Linked DNA regions of Mus musculus: regions 1 and 3 are each linked to region 2. The links are chromatin loops, found by intact Hi-C in ENCODE. Cell type or tissue: heart. All regions are shown on one strand. Region 1 has its middle 10 kb from the start of Gm36213. Region 2 has its middle 38 kb from the start of Gm35895. Region 3 overlaps Egln3 (egl-9 family hypoxia-inducible factor 3).

Region 1 (5,000 bases), 180 kb before region 2:
TTCCTATGCTCGTGTGTTAAAGGGACACATTTAAGAATGGGTTTCCACATCAGTGTCTCATCGTCTGCATTTCCACAGAAAGAGTTCAGAGCTGGGAGGCTTGGCACAGCCCAGGGGTTGGCAACCTGGGAACGCATTGGCCTCATCTCCTGAGGATGGTGAAGCTGGATTCAAAGTCTACATCAAGAAATTTGGTAACTGCCAGATGAGGTAGTGGACATCTGTTATCTGAGCACAGCTATTCTCAACCTTTACTACAGTTCCTCATGTTGTGGTGACCCCCAATCATAAAAGTATCTTGTTGCTACTTCTTAACTACACATTTGCTACTGTTATGAATCGCAGTGTAAATATCTGAGATGCAGGACTTTGAGATGCAGCCCTCAAAAAGGTCATGAGCCACAGGTTGAGAAACATTGTGCTAGCATTAAGGGGGAAGAAGCAGGCAGAACTCTTTAAGTTCCAGGACCACCAGGGTTAGACAGTGAGACTCATTAATAAAATATCCCATACCCACGTACCAACCACCCCCCCCCAAAAAAAAAGCAGCAGCCCAGATCCTCATCTAACTTACAGTCTGGTGGCCATGCTGAGAAACTAGGCTCCAGTGTGTTTGTGTGTGTGTGTGTGTGTGTGTGTGTATTTGTGTGTGCGCACGCACACGCAGTTGCATGCACATACCTGTACAGGACTATTCTCCTAGCCAAACAGCTGTCATCTAAGGGGTTCAGCTGTTCCTACTTGCAAAAGATTGTCCCCGCTGCTGGGATCGTGGATGGTTTACAACCCCTCATAAAGGGGTGGGAAGGGTGCTGCTCAGCCTGTGATGGTCATCTGAATACCTAGCTGCTTCCAGTCACCCACTGTTTGCAGCCCTTCTCCAAGAGCACTTGGCCTCAAGGAGGGGCTGGTGTCTCTAGGCTGGGAAAGGCTAGGGAAGGGGAAATGTGCTTAAGTTAGCACCCCATTGTGCTCCATAAGCTAGCTCAGTAACTGAGTTGGTTTGTCCTTTGAGACCTTAGGAGGCAGGGTAGATGCTGCCTATGTCTCCTCTTGGGATGGGATGTTAGAAACGAGTGTGTAAGGCATGTCTGGAGGGCTGGGATGGCACAGAGCAGCATGGACTGAAGGATTCATAGGCCTTGTTGAACCATTTGGCTCATCTGGAGATAGTTCCCAAAGAAGCTCCTGATTCATGTGGAATGCTTGCTCTACACTCCGCCAGGGCTGTGGCTCTGCACTCCTTCATATGCTCATGCGGTTGGCGTGACTGAACTTTGGGGCCTCCCTCTGACCTGACTGATCCTAGACTTTACTCCTTCACAGTCAGATGCAAGCCAGGTCTTCTTCATTTGCCCTTCTCACCTCTCTTCTGGGGAGATGGTCCGGTTGTTTCTTTAACGTCCCTGGCTTTGTGGTCAGCAGTTTGACTACTAAGGAACAATTTCAGATGATTTGGGGCACAGGACTCATGGAATTTACAGAAAAGCCACACTGGGAGGCCTAGGAAATGCAGAAGCTGGAACAGTCCCAAGGAGCATAGCAGACAACATTTGTGGACCTTTACGAAGGGGGTCCCATCATTTGCATGGCTCAGCTTTTGTACCTCTTGATATAAATAGTCAAGAGAAAGGTATGTGAATTCCTTGTGCTTTAAAATCCACCCTGGTCTATTTAATGGTGGGTGAAGACTAGCCTTCCATGAAAGAACTTGGTGGTAGGGACCTAGGGCAGCTTTGGTGCAGGCTGCTGCTGGCAGGAGGCTTGCAGCAATGTGTTGATTTCTCTTCCCAAGCAGGAGAGAGAGTTAATTTAATACTTAAATTACAGGGACAAACCCCTGGCTCTGCCCAAACACTCTGCTCACCCTCCTGGGTCTGAGTGTCCTCCAACGTTGCTTCCTTGTTCCCTGTTATCAAACAGGTCTCATGGAAGGCACTGACCTGTGATTTTTGTGTTGTAAAAAAGCCAGGGTGTTTGATGCTCACATTTATCCGCTAGGGGAAAACACACACACACACACACACACACACACACACACACACACACACACACATTAAATGAGACTAATGGACTCTCGGGCACATGCACATTCCATTGCAACCGGCCCTGGGCCAGGCCACGCTGATTTTTCAGGTCGCAGATCTCCACGCAGCTGAGGTAGAGCCAAAAGGTCTGTCAGCTGCTGAACTTCCTCCCTCCAGGCTCCTTCCCTATCGAAATGCTTTCGAAAAGACTGTGTCTCCAGAGTTAAAATCCTAACGTGAAGCCAAAATCCAAGCCGATGACACTATTTAAAATGAGAGTTATCAAGTCACAGGTCCAGAGGGAAGGCCTCTTTGACCTAACGCTGAGCAATTTCTTATAGCCTTGCAGTCCATTTGAATCCCGGAGAGCTGAGTTTTCATTAAGCCTACTACTTACTGGAAGTGAGTGTCCCGCATCCGTCTGCTCTGGGTCCTAGGTCTTACCAGCAGCAGGCTCTAGGTGGAGCTACAATGCAACTTTAGTCACCTCAAAGTCCGCAGAAAAACTTAAGGAAATCACAGTGCTCAAAGACACTATATAGTAACACCATTTATGAAAAGGGGTACAACAATCACCACGTGGAGGCTTCTGTACGGGAGGCAGGCTAGGAGTGGGTGGGGTTGGTGACCACCGTTTTCAGTGACAAGTGGAAAGGCTTGTGGTGGCAAGGAATATGTAACTATTGGTGGTTTGTCAAGTCTTAATCCAAGAATCACTGTTCTCTTACCTCATGGGCGGAGAGAGGGCAGGCAGAGAGAATGGAAAGCCCGAGAAACAGAAAAAACAAGAGAAACACGAATTTAAAATATATATAATTGTAATTGTTTTATCTTGAAGGAGAATTTGGTCTAAGGCACACAAAATTCCTCTGGGTTCATACTTGAACCACGGAATTAAAGAGTGATGATCATTCAGGGTAGAGGGTCTTGATTAAAGGCTCTTGTTCATGAGTGGCCAGTGAATAAAAAGGAGCTAAGAGACACATCAGATATCTTTGCTTAGGGGGAACATAGGCTAATAGTTGTTTGTGTTAGGTTTATGTTTCTCAAGACGAATTTTGATGACTTTGGGGCTATATGGAAAGTCCTAATCTGAACCTTGATTTCTCTTGTTTTCCAAGAACACGTCCATCTTCTTACATTTCTAAAGTACTCTAACTCTCTGGTTCTCAGCCTGGATCAAACAGCACCAGCGTAGCACTTGTTAGAGAAGAAAATTCTTGAGCCATACCTGTGTTGGTTTATCATTACTGTCCACTTAACTCTATTAGGAATCACCTATGAGACATACTACTGGGTTATTTATAGATGATGATGATGTGTGTATGTGTGTCTCCAGGTATTTATGTAACACAACATATGGTTGTGAGCCACCATGTGGGTGCTGGGAATTAGACTCAGGTTCTCTGGAAGAGCAGAAACTGCCACTAACCTTTGAGTCATCTCTCCATTGACACATCCATCTGGATGTGTCTGTGAAGATGTTTTCAGAGAGGTTTAACTGAGGAGGAAAAGACCCACCCTGAATGTGGGTGGCATTGTCTCACGGGCTGAATTAAATGGAAGCAAAGGAGAGTGTGATTGGCTGACTCATGCCCCTGCTGGCGTTATTTACTTGCCATGATGGGCAATTTACCCATGAGCTAAAATAAACCCGTCCCTTGTTAAGTTTACCACAACCATGTTGTCACAGCCATGAGGCGGGGGATATGGGGCTTAGTGGGCTATAGTTCAGCTGTTCCTCCAGGTGCTTCTGAAACCTGCTGAAGTTCAAGTATACTAACTCCAGAGTCTCTCAAAATTTCACAGGGTAAAGTTGGAAGAGATAGGTGACCAGTCAACATTTGAGTCCCTATTCAGTTGGCACTGTGATAAAGTTGGCTACTAAAATAAAACTCTGTATTATTTAACCTATTTTCTTTCGTCCTCTGTAGAAAACCCGGACCTCTTCCTAGTCGTTAGCAGGGAAACTCATCATATGTAGTAAATGTTACGTGAATAAGATAATTCTACTTGGAAAGGTGAGAGGAGGAAGGCTTATGGGTTAGAAAAGGACATCTGAGCAGTCTTCAATGATGAGAATGTCTAATGAGGCAGAGAAGGACTTGTGGCTTTGAATTGTTGACTTTTATTATTGTCATAGAAGAAATTTGTCTACTTCAAAATGTAAAGGAGTGGCGCATGTGGGGGGGATAGGTTTCCCTGCTACCACTTGGCTAAAGACATGAGCTTTTCAAGTCACCTATGAAGAGGAAAAACCCAGCTATTCTTGGACTTTGATTTAGTGAAGTAATGTCTACACATTTCTGAGGAACTCAGTGACTCAAGTCTTCTACTCAGCCAAAGTGTTGGTTAAATCTAATGACAACGGATACCACGTTCTCAGGTTTCAGCAAATTCAAGAACGAACCAACACACCTTAGGAAAAATAATTATTCAATGACAAGTTTCAGCCTGGTCAGAGGTCAATCAAAATGAAAGACTGAAGAATGGATCAGTCATAGTGAAAGAGCTGCGGTGAGCATGGGAAAATTAGGTCTAGTTAAAGTAGATACTTTAGTAACAGGGCAGAAAGGGAATGTTACATTGTTTACTATGGGCTGTAGGTCAGGCTGGGAGGATATTAACTCCCTCAGCTGTTTTAGAAGGAGGCTTAGTTTTAGAAATGGCCAACCACTTTAGGTTTTTTGATACAATTTTTTTCTTAGAGAACTTAAAACAAACAAACAAACCTCTTATGGCAAAATTCCCACAGTTATGTGATGCTTCTTTTTCCCCCTTTTCCTTAAAATCATTTTAGTTTGTTGATAAGTAAAACTAGATCTTAATACTTCCTTTAAATTAAAACTATCTAATAAAGTGTAATCTAATATTATTTAACATATGTTCCTAAGTCTAAGTACCTTCCTCTTTTCCTCCTTATCTTACAGGAATTGAATCCAGGGCCTCAGACATGCTAGACACTCTACCATG
Region 2 (5,000 bases):
TCTGTTACTTTGCTATTATGAGCAGTACTAACTCAGCCACCTGGATCCTCAGGATTCCCACCCTGCATAGCCCATATTCACGTGTGATTGAGCCTTCTGGAGTTGTGTACAATAGCCTGCTCTGCTGTGTCTGATGGCTTTGGCCTTCATCGCCTGTATTCATGCCTGTAGCAGTATTTACTGAGTGTCTACTAAGCATAGTACTTAGCTCTGGTGCTTTCCTTAGTACTTACTGAGTGTCTACTAAGCATAGTACTTAGCTCTGGTGCTTTTCTTGAGTACTTACTGAGTGTTACTTACTGAGTGTCTACTAAGCATAGTACTTAGCTCTGGTGCTTTCCTTGAGTACTTACTGAGTGTCTACTAAGCACAGTACTTAGCTCTGGTGCTTTCCTTGAGTACTTACTGAGTGTCTACTAAGCACAGTACTTAGCTCTGGTGCTTTCCTTGTATTAATGCAGAGACTTGGGTCTCTGAAAAGTCCTGGAACATGAGCACTGACTTCACCATTCTTGTTTTTTGAAGGAGGGAGACAGAGATGCTGCTCATGGCTTGGCTAAGGTCACATAGCCTGCAAGTTGTAGAATCTGAACAGTCCAGCCACTGGGTGCTGGGCCTCCTTTATCTTTAGCTCTACGTGGTTAGTGGCTTCACCCAGCCACCGACCCTGAAGCTGGGACCTTGGGATAGTACTTATTTTTGCACTACCTGAGCCCAGACAGTAGCTTTCATTCTGGGGTCCATATTGCTCTGTTAAACCACTTTGCTTTTTATTCTCTCTCCCTTTTCTCTCTTCCCTTCTCCATATATTTCTTTCCCTTCAAAAGCACCCTTCTGTCTCTGAGACCTCTGCTTGCTTCTCTCACGGGTTTTGAAAAAGTAACATTTCGGCTGGTGAGATGGTTCAGCTGCTGAAGGTGCTGACTGCCAAGCAGAAGATCTGAGTTCAATACCAGGAATGCACAGAGTGGAAGGAGACAATAATATCCACAATTGTCCTCTGACCTCCACAAGAGAGCTGAGCCATGTGAGCTGTGTGTGTGTGTGTGTGTGTGTGTGTGTGTGTGTGTGTGTGTGTGAAAAGAAAAAAGTGACATTAGCCCAGGTGTGGTGGTGCACACCTTTAATCCTAGGAGTCAGGCAGGTGGATTTTTATGAATTTGAGGCCAGCCTGGTCTGCATAGTGAGTTCCAGGACAGCCAGGGCTATGCAGAGATGCCCTATCTTAAGCCCAAACAAAGTAATCAAAAAACTAACAAAACAAAACAAGAGAAAGGAAGAAAGAAAGAAAGAAAGAAAGAAAGAAAGAAAGAAAGAAAGAAAGAAAGAAAGAAAGAAAGAAGGAAAGAAAGGAAGGAAGAAAGAAAGAAAGAAAGAAAGAAAGAAAGAAAGAAAGAAAGAAAAGGGAGTGAAATTTGCATATCACAAATGCAGGAAGAAAGAAAGCCTTTTTATAATGTGCCCTAATTTGGGGGGGGGGGGGAGTACTTGGAAGAGTTAAAGGAGGCTTGCCATTCTTTTGTTCCCTCCGGAGACTCAGACTTTCAACCCTGTAGGTCCAGAACTTAACTGGAGTTCCTGCAGCATTCACACATTCAGCGAAGAGTGCTTCTAATTCTGTCTTTCAGCCGTCAGGCACGTAGGCAATTTCCTTTTATAAAGTTGGTGGTTAGAACTAAACAGGTGCAAGTTACAGGAAATGCAAACTATTCCCCACACCAAGAGAGATGCAGTTGATAAGGGACTCCCCGCCCCCACCCCCTTCAAAAGTTCCCTCCATCAGCTCCCAGTCTCCCAGGGTCTTGACTCCTACAGCACCCCTCCCTCCCTCGCATCCCTGTCAGTGAGCCAGCCAGCCAGCCAGCCAGCCAGTCTGCAAGCCTGAGTGCTCTCTCTACAAAGAAACATCAGGACTAGGAGAAGGTCAAGATCATGCAAAGGAAGGACCACCCTCAGGCTCCTCTCGGCCCTTACCCTCCTGCCCCTCTTTCTGTGAAAACGAGCCTACCTAGCATCTTGGGGCTGGGGACCCCTCTGAGCGTGTGGAACCCGCAGGCGGGCTAAGCGGGGGCGGTCCCCTGCCGGGAGGTGGGCAGGGTTCACCGAGCAGATGGTGCTGACTCACGCTCTCGCTACGTGAGCCTTGGTGGCAGGCAGGGCCAGGTTGGGCCGGGCGGGACCGGGACTGAGTCCTGCCTGGTGCCTGGCTACCTGCCCGCGGCTCACCCCGAGGGACTTCGCCCTGGCCCCAGTGCAGCCCCACCCTGATGGCCCTGAGGATGGCTTTACAGTGGGAGCTGATCTTTGGTCCCAGGTGCAGCTAGACAGGAGAAATCCGGGTTTCTGTACATGCCCTTCCCTCGAGCCTCTTCTTGACCTCCTGGGAGTCCACAGAAGCCCCGGAGCTGGCCCCTGGCTTCTTTCTTTTATGGCCTCTTATCTAAGTGAAGACGTTTCAGAATTACTCTAGGTTTTTTGTTGCTTTCAAAAATCTCTTGGTCTCTAAGCAACCCAGTGTGATGTAGAAAGGACAGGCTCCCTTTATCCATTGACAGCGAGGAGCTCAAGACCCGCCTTTGTTCAATGTTTTATCAGTTGACCACAAAGAGAACTTTTAGCACCGCACAGAGGAGCACTTGGCATTAACGTAACCTTCTTTGGTGACAGGTCCCAGTCTCATGTTTCAGTGGAAAGTCAGGTGACAGAGAAAAGGGGATCCAAGTGTATTGGTATACGCCCCAGACTGAAAAATCAGAAGTCAAGGTCATTCTTAGCTACCTAGCCAGTTCAAGGCCAGCACAGGCCAGCACAGGCTGGCTACCTGGTCTCCACAAGCCTTCACACTCCGCCAAAATCAAGTGGGGATTCTAATGAATGTGTCAAATTACCCCCACTTTTTCTTTAGTGCTGCCCTTTCTGGCACAGTTAAAGGGAGAGTAGTGCTTGCAGGGGACTAGGCAGGTCTTTGGGTGTGGTGGTGGGGATACTGACTTTCAGCTTCAAGTGCAGCGGGTGGTCCCTGGGCTTGTAACACCAACAGGATAGCCTAGGGGTCCTGAGCGGCCCCTATGGATACCTGACTTATTTCAGGGCTGCAGTAAGGCGCTAGCTGCAAATGGCATTTCTGTAGCTGCAATGGTCGTGGCAATGAAACAGGATATTCTTTTCTTTGTTGAAGATAACTGGATGGGGAAAATGTCAGTCATTGACTACTTCAGAAAAGCCTGCTTTGCTCTTGTTTGTTTGTCTTGGGAAACCAGTAGAAACAAGCAAAACTGAAATGAACTTTGGGTTGTGGGGGTGGCAGCAGGTGGCATCTCCTGTCTTTAATCCTAGCACTCAGGAGGCAGAAGCAAGCAGTTACAAAACCAAGAGTTCAAGGGCAGCCTGAACTACATTTGAATTCCAGGGCTACACAGAGAAACCTTGTCTCAACAAAACAAAACAAAACAAACAAAAACCCAGGACCAACAACAACAAAAACAAAACCCCAAACAAAACTAAACAAACAAGGAAAGAAAAGCACAAACGAAGGGGGTGGATTCCACTTTAGGCAGAGCTCCGGGTTACAGAACTGCCTTTCAGTTTTGCTTATTATGTAGGCTGGGCTTTGTTCTGGTTTGTTTTACTGTTTTGGGAAAGGGGATTCCCCAAGGCTTCCTAGAGGAAAAGATTAATACATATCTCATAAAAGAATAAAGCTAAATACCCAGAATAGGAAGACAAGAGTCCTTAAATTCCACAGGAACACACAACATGTTATTTCTGGTATATTCTATATTTAATAAGTTAATTTTGTAATTGAGAATACTACGTAACACTCACATTGACAAACCCTTCACTTTGTCATGTTTGCAGTAGTTCTGCTATCATTGTATGCTATGTTGTTTCTACTTTTTGTCTAAGTAATATTCTCTCAAGTGTCTTTATATGTAAATAGTTGGTCACTTGGTTAATGATTTGCATAGTTGAAATTTTCAGATCAAACGACATAAATGGTTTTGTAACAAGAGCACACTGTTAGGCATAGTCTCCATATCCTTAGGGACTGCAGCATGCTGTCTTCTACCTCTGACACCCAGCACCCAGCACCCAGTAATCAGCACTCAGAACCCAACACCTGCTTTATATGTTGCTGAATGGGAAGGATGGGTTTGTTTTTTCCCTTAGGGCATAAGTTCACTCAGAGATGTTAAAGGTAAAGATGGCATTTCATCATAACTGGTCCTAAGAAGCCGAATTGATGAAAGATCATGAATTATAAGGATCTCCATATGACTGTTTTGAAGATATTTTATTGACCAATGGTCATCGGATTTATTAGATGCTAGTTTACAATGCTTAATTAGAATAACCACCAGGCACTTCCCCCAACAGCGAAGGGCAGCTCTCAAAGGACTGGAGACTGTGTGCCCAGGTACAGGGCCGTGGGGGTTTGGAGAGCAGAAAAGGGAATTTTTGTGGTGGGAGATTCCATATGCAGATCTGTTCTAAGTTGTAAATATCACGTATGTGGTGGGTCTTCTTGTCAGGCGTCTCCTGCATCCTAGGGTTCTGAAGATGCTACCAGCATGCAATGTTCCTGCCAGGAGTTTCTCAGCCCACCTGAAGTTTGTTAGCCTTTTATAACTAACCCATGCTCCTTCTCCCTGGAATTAGACAGAGAGAGTGCAGTCTGAAGGGAAAGAAAAACAAAGCATATTAAAACCAGGCCCAAGAACTTACTGAACACACCAGATCGCAAGAAGTGGGTAGCTTGTGCATCTGGACTCTGTAAAGGAAATATTTCTGTAAAGGAAATATTTGCCACATACCTCTAAGTCTAGTACTCATGAGGCAGAGGCAGGGGGGTGCTGGGAGTTTGAAGACAACCTGGTCTACAGGATAGCCAGGGCTACATAGTGAGGAGACAGACAGACAGACAGACAGACAGACAGAAATATTGAGAGACAGACAGACAGACAGAGATATTGAGAGACAGACAGACAGACAGAGATATT
Region 3 (5,000 bases), 110 kb after region 2:
CAACTTCCTAGGCGAGGTGGTGGGCGACTGCGTGCTGGAGCGAGTCAAGCAGCTGCACTACAACGGGGCCCTGCGTGACGGCCAGCTGGCCGGGCCGTGCGCCGGCGTCTCCAAGCGGCACCTGCGAGGCGACCAGATCACGTGGATCGGGGGCAACGAGGAGGGCTGCGAGGCCATCAACTTCCTCCTGTCCCTCATCGACCGGCTGGTCCTGTACTGCGGGAGCCGGCTGGGCAAATACTATGTCAAGGAGCGGTCCAAGGTAGGATGCGTGCGGGTGCCCAGCCGCAGCTGCGCTGCAGGGGACGGGAAGCCTTCATTCGGAGTGTTGTGTCGCCTTCGCTGGGGTGCAGCGAACTTTGGTTTTTAACCAAGAAGTCAGCTTGCCTATCTGCCCTACTTGCGTCCCCTCCACCTCCTGGCCTAACCCCTTAAGCAAAAGTCCACGTTAAGGGGCTCAGGTGTCTCGTGATGATGAGCTTCTGCTGACTCTGAAAGAATTGCCCTGGTTTTGGTGATGACCGCAAGGACAACTGGCTGGTGGAGGGAAAAGATATTGGAAACACTGCGACACGCATGTCCATGATCCGAAGTGCCTCCTTTAAAGCCACCCGGTACTGCCCTTCACAGTAGCCAGAGGCACTCTTAACTCTACTAGAGGCAAGTCTAATTTTTGCCTTGTGTTAGTTGGCTTGTAGAGTTAGGTAGGGTGGGAGGGAAGAGTTCGGTATGACAAGGTTAAGTCCTCCACTTCTGCTGCAGCCTTTGAGCCCTGGGGCTCAGAATTCTCATAGACCCCTCAGCCCAAGTGCTGAGCCCCACGCCATCGCCTTTCTTTTCCTATAAACTCATGGCAAAATCCACTCAAACAACCTGATAAGGTCCATGAAGAGAGTGGTGAGGTACCTCTGGGTAGAAACCTTGTTTTTGTTGTTCTCATAGCCCGTAATGGGGGCAGTGGGTGGTGATGATTTATCTTGAAAATGTTTACAGGTAGATTGGCAGGCCGGTAGACCAATGGGAGGTGGAGGAGCTGGTGCCTGTAACATCACTTTGGGTTAGTCTTGCTCCTGGCCATTTCTTCCTATAAGGATAGTCAAACTCTCTCTCCAGGAGCAATTCAGAGAGAATTGCCCCCGTGTAGCTGCGGGACAAGGGACTCTTAGAGTCATGAAAACTTCATTTGAAGTCCAGCAAGGTAGAGCATGCTAGCAGCAGAGGAATTGTGGGCACTGAACCATGTGCCGCTCTTTAGTAATACTTGTAAAGTTTCTCAGTGTAGGTTCAGCCTTGGGATCAACTACTGTAGTCTTGTTTGTCCCCAAAGCTGGAAAGAGCACCCTTATAAAAAGCAAGTGATCAACTGGAAATGTCTGGAAGTGATGGGTGAAGAGAGTTGGGAGCTGCAGGCTGCTGTCAGGCTAGGAGGAGGTGAAGGGACTGTCTGACGAGTGTCCTTATGAATGGAACCATAGTAAATCTTAGAGGAACTGTTGGTTTCTGAATGCTGGGAGTAGTTACCTGAATTCTGTTAGAGAATGATGGATGATAGAGGGTTTTATTGTTTTGTTTGTTTTTTTTTTTTCTTCCATCAGTCTGGTGGTAGACTGGATCATCTGCATTTTCATCTGGGGTGTTTCTGCACTAAATAACCTTGTTGATAGTCCCGGGCTTAGCCTCTGTATTGGGAGGCACTTGTAGCTTTAATCCGAAAGGCCAAATGACACCTTATCAGTTCTGTAAAGTTTCTTCCAAGCTTAGCTGTTAAAGAATTTACCCTCGGTGGTTTAGGAGTAATGTTTTCCCCTCTGAGGGAGATTAGAATTAAAGATATGTCGAATCACTAGCATGGTTTATTATTTAGCTTTGACTTAGTGGATGGCAGGAGGACCCCGAGCTAGAATTTAATTCATAGGGAATGAAAAAAGTGCCAGGGAGAAGCAGGCAGGCTCTGTAGATCCCGGGGTGGACCCAGTAACTTTTCAGTTAACTGTGTGAGGTGACTGCGCTCGAAAAGAGAAAATCTGTCTTGCCCACGGAAGAGCCATCTTTCCTTATCCAGATTCTGGCTGTCTTGACTGTCCCTGGCACAAAGCTCTCCTTCACACCCTTCACAAAGTCCATCCCTAGACTGGACTATTCCCTGGCTAATTAGAACCAAAACAATAACAAAACCAAAAAAAAAAAAAAAAAAAAAAAAAAACAAAAAAACCAAAACCAAATAAGTTTCAACAAACTATTATGATAATTTTTTTTCTTTTCTCTCTCTCTCTCTCTCTCTCTCTCTCTCTCTCTCTCTCTCTCTTTTAAGTGTAAAACTTTGATTTACTTCTGTAAGGACGCCTGTGGCCTCGGGTCCCGTACTTGGAGTTTGCTGGTGATGCATTGTCAAGTCACATCCTGTCTATAGGGCTACCCTGGCTTCCTTTCACTTGGCCTGTTTTCTTTCTTACGTGCCTTTCCTCCCTCAGTGTCCTTCGTTTTGTACTGCTTCCCACAGTACTGATATAGATAGACCTAATTTCCTGCTTATGCTTCCAGGGGAAAACTGTTCTCTTCATGGAGAGAACTTGTACTGATTTTCAACTTATTTATAACTTTTGATCGAGGGAATTTCAAGCATACACACATGTAGGCAGGCTAGCATGAACTCCCACCAGGCTTTTTTAGCAACTGCCAGTTTGTACGTTTAGTTTAGACTTTTTTTTTTTTAAATATACTTTACATTCCTATGCATTGTACTCATATACACCCTCATTACATTTTTTTTCTTTAAATTGGATTTGTTAAGGTCATTGAATAATGTGAGCAGGATTGCAAAGGTATTGGGAATAAACAAGAATATTTACTATACCTAGACTGTGGGAGGACTCTTAGTACTCCTGTCCCTGTCATTTTTATATATATATATATATATATATACATATATATATATGTATATATGTATATGTGTGTGTATGTGTAACATATGTCTGTGTGTGTGTTAGAAATTTTCTGCTTTGCCTCTGTTATAGCAAAATGGGGTTTGGAGTCCCTCTGGGAAAAGTCCCTGTGGTCCCGAGGAGTATCATGGCGCCCCCTACCCTCAAGTGTGGTCATTGCTTTCCAACTAGCAATGGTTATCTGTTCCTACTCCCTCCTGAAGATCTAGACCATATCCAAGATAAATACTGCTTATAATTTGCTCCTTTTTCTTTGGCTGCCTAGAGCTTGCAAATGGCTGTTTTCCAGAGAACGTGTAATTTATAGAACCGAATGTCCCTTTGCCTGAAGCATTCACTGTAGACTCAGAGTTGGGAACGCTAACAATAATAAATACCGTTTATTGAGCAGTTTGTGCTGCCTGGTGCCTCTGCTCAGCACAGTACTTATTTTACTTTCGTCTCTGAGCCTTGGCCCAAAATGAACGAAGCACTTAAATAATAGACCCAAAGTCTCTCAGTCAGGGCCCAGAGGCAGTTTTAGAAAGAGGTTGGGGGAGGATTGGTGTTACTAAGCCTTGTGGCCTTAGATAAGTTAAGTCACTTGGGGCCCTATCAAGTGTAAAATAATAATTCAAAAGCTTTAGGAAAAAGAACTTTATACCAATACATGTAAAATTCTTAGAATGTCCAGTTTTCGTCTTTGTTTAAAAGCTCCAGGTTAGTTTTGAGATTCTTCTTCAAATGAGTCTGACTTGAGTCTGTTCGTAACTTCAGGCCTTCCTGTTTAGCACCCCAAATGTGCATGTGTGTCTCTGAGTTTCAGTGCAGGACTCCTGTGAGCCAGCTTATACTCACAAATACATGTGAACTGTAGGCTAGTCTAGTTCCTCGTTAACTGTGTCTCAAGCCATGAGACACACATCACACACTGTGGATATGGTGTGGGCCACTTGAGTGCATCTGAGGTGCAAGGGAAGTGCTGAGTTAGTTCTTCCAGTGTTGGTTTTAGGCAAGCATTGCTAGACTGGTTGTTAGGACCCTGACCAGGGCATCTGTGGGCAAGGGGGTTAAAAAGGTTGTATTGTGAGCAGACAGATCAGTCCTTTCCTTGTGACAAGACAGAGGACTGAGCAGCAGGAGGCTAATGAACAAGAGTGTGTAGCCTGGGGTGGGGGTGGGGGTGGGGGCTTGGGCTTGCTTTCCCCTAGTGGAGCAGCTGTTTGGCCTGCCCTTCTGGTATTGTTAAGAATGCTTGTTACTTAATGGAACTTATGTTGGTTGGAAATGACTCTAAGCAAAAATGGGAAGATGTACCTTGCTGATCTGACTTCTCTCAAGACACAAGTGCAGGAAAAGCAGTCAGGAGTCTCAGAGAACGGGGGTGGGGGGTGGGGGGGTGGGCAATAAAATCTCGAGCCTTCCTACCCAGCTGGTGTGAGCTCTCTTGAGTTTTTTTTTTTCTTTTTTTTTTTTTTTTGTTTTCTGAGACAGGGTTTCTCTGTATAGCCCTGGCTGTCCTGGAACTCACTCTGTAGACCAGGCTGGCCTCGAACTCAGAAATCCGCCTGCCTCTGCCTCCCGAGTGCTGGGATTAAAGTCTGTGCCACCACGCCCTGCGCTCTCTGAGTTTTGAGACCTTTCTTTTTTCTCCATTTCTGTTCTGCGTTTCTTCCCCTTCATCCTTCTAACCCAGCCTTTGCTGCTGCTCCACACGCATGGCTCATGGTGATGCCTTGCACCGGCTGCTTCAGCTCTTAGGTAAGATGGCCTGAAGCTTGAACAGCAGCCCAGCTTCCCAGCTTCCACTGCCCTGGGGAAAGCTGCACTCACTGTTTTGACCTTAGCTCTGGGGAACTAGGAGACCTGGTTGGGGTGGTGCAAGCATAGAGAATTGTTTGTCACAAATACGGTTGCTTGAGCCCATGACAAGGTGTGATCCTTAGAGAGCAGAGATTTGCAGTGTCTCTGTGGTCAAAATCTTAAACTGTCTGAGGAAGTCATTTATAGAACACAGCCCTGGTAAGAGGAGTGAGGGAGATTTCATGGTAGGGCTTGTGGGAACAGGTGCCTCCAAGG

The links. A loop is a pair of places that touch in the nucleus more often than their neighbours do. Peaks named below come from ENCODE experiments on the same cell type or tissue, not always from the same donor. Only the 100,000 strongest peaks of a DNase experiment are listed, where the experiment ranks them.
Region 1: it touches region 2 in a loop (2.1-fold over the local background); 5 of 42 quality-filtered maps call a loop at or near these places.
Region 3: a loop joins it to region 2, with 5 times the contacts of the local background. A loop is called at or near these places in 10 of 42 quality-filtered maps.

Annotation. Positions count from the first base shown.
Region 1 is chr12:54,487,366-54,492,365 of GRCm38, reverse strand. No RefSeq gene overlaps it. Among named protein-coding and RNA genes, the nearest start is that of Gm36213, 10 kb to the right of the region's middle. In heart, a CTCF peak has its summit at 2,478; no DNase peak of the experiment used is centred here; H3K4me3 peaks cover 264 bases; H3K27me3 peaks cover 1,042 bases.
Region 2 is chr12:54,310,410-54,315,409 of GRCm38, reverse strand. No RefSeq gene overlaps it. Among named protein-coding and RNA genes, the nearest start is that of Gm35895, 38 kb to the left of the region's middle. In heart, no CTCF peak of the experiment used is centred here; a DNase peak (open chromatin) is centred at 2,139; H3K4me3 peaks cover 1,218 bases; H3K27ac peaks cover 1,496 bases.
Region 3 is chr12:54,198,467-54,203,466 of GRCm38, reverse strand. It overlaps Egln3 (egl-9 family hypoxia-inducible factor 3), which reads left to right. Exons shown (of 5, transcript NM_028133.2): 1 at 1-262. Among named protein-coding and RNA genes, the nearest start is that of Egln3, 2.9 kb to the left of the region's middle. In heart, a CTCF peak has its summit at 3,094; a DNase peak (open chromatin) is centred at 986; H3K4me3 peaks cover 1,879 bases; H3K27ac peaks cover 1,931 bases.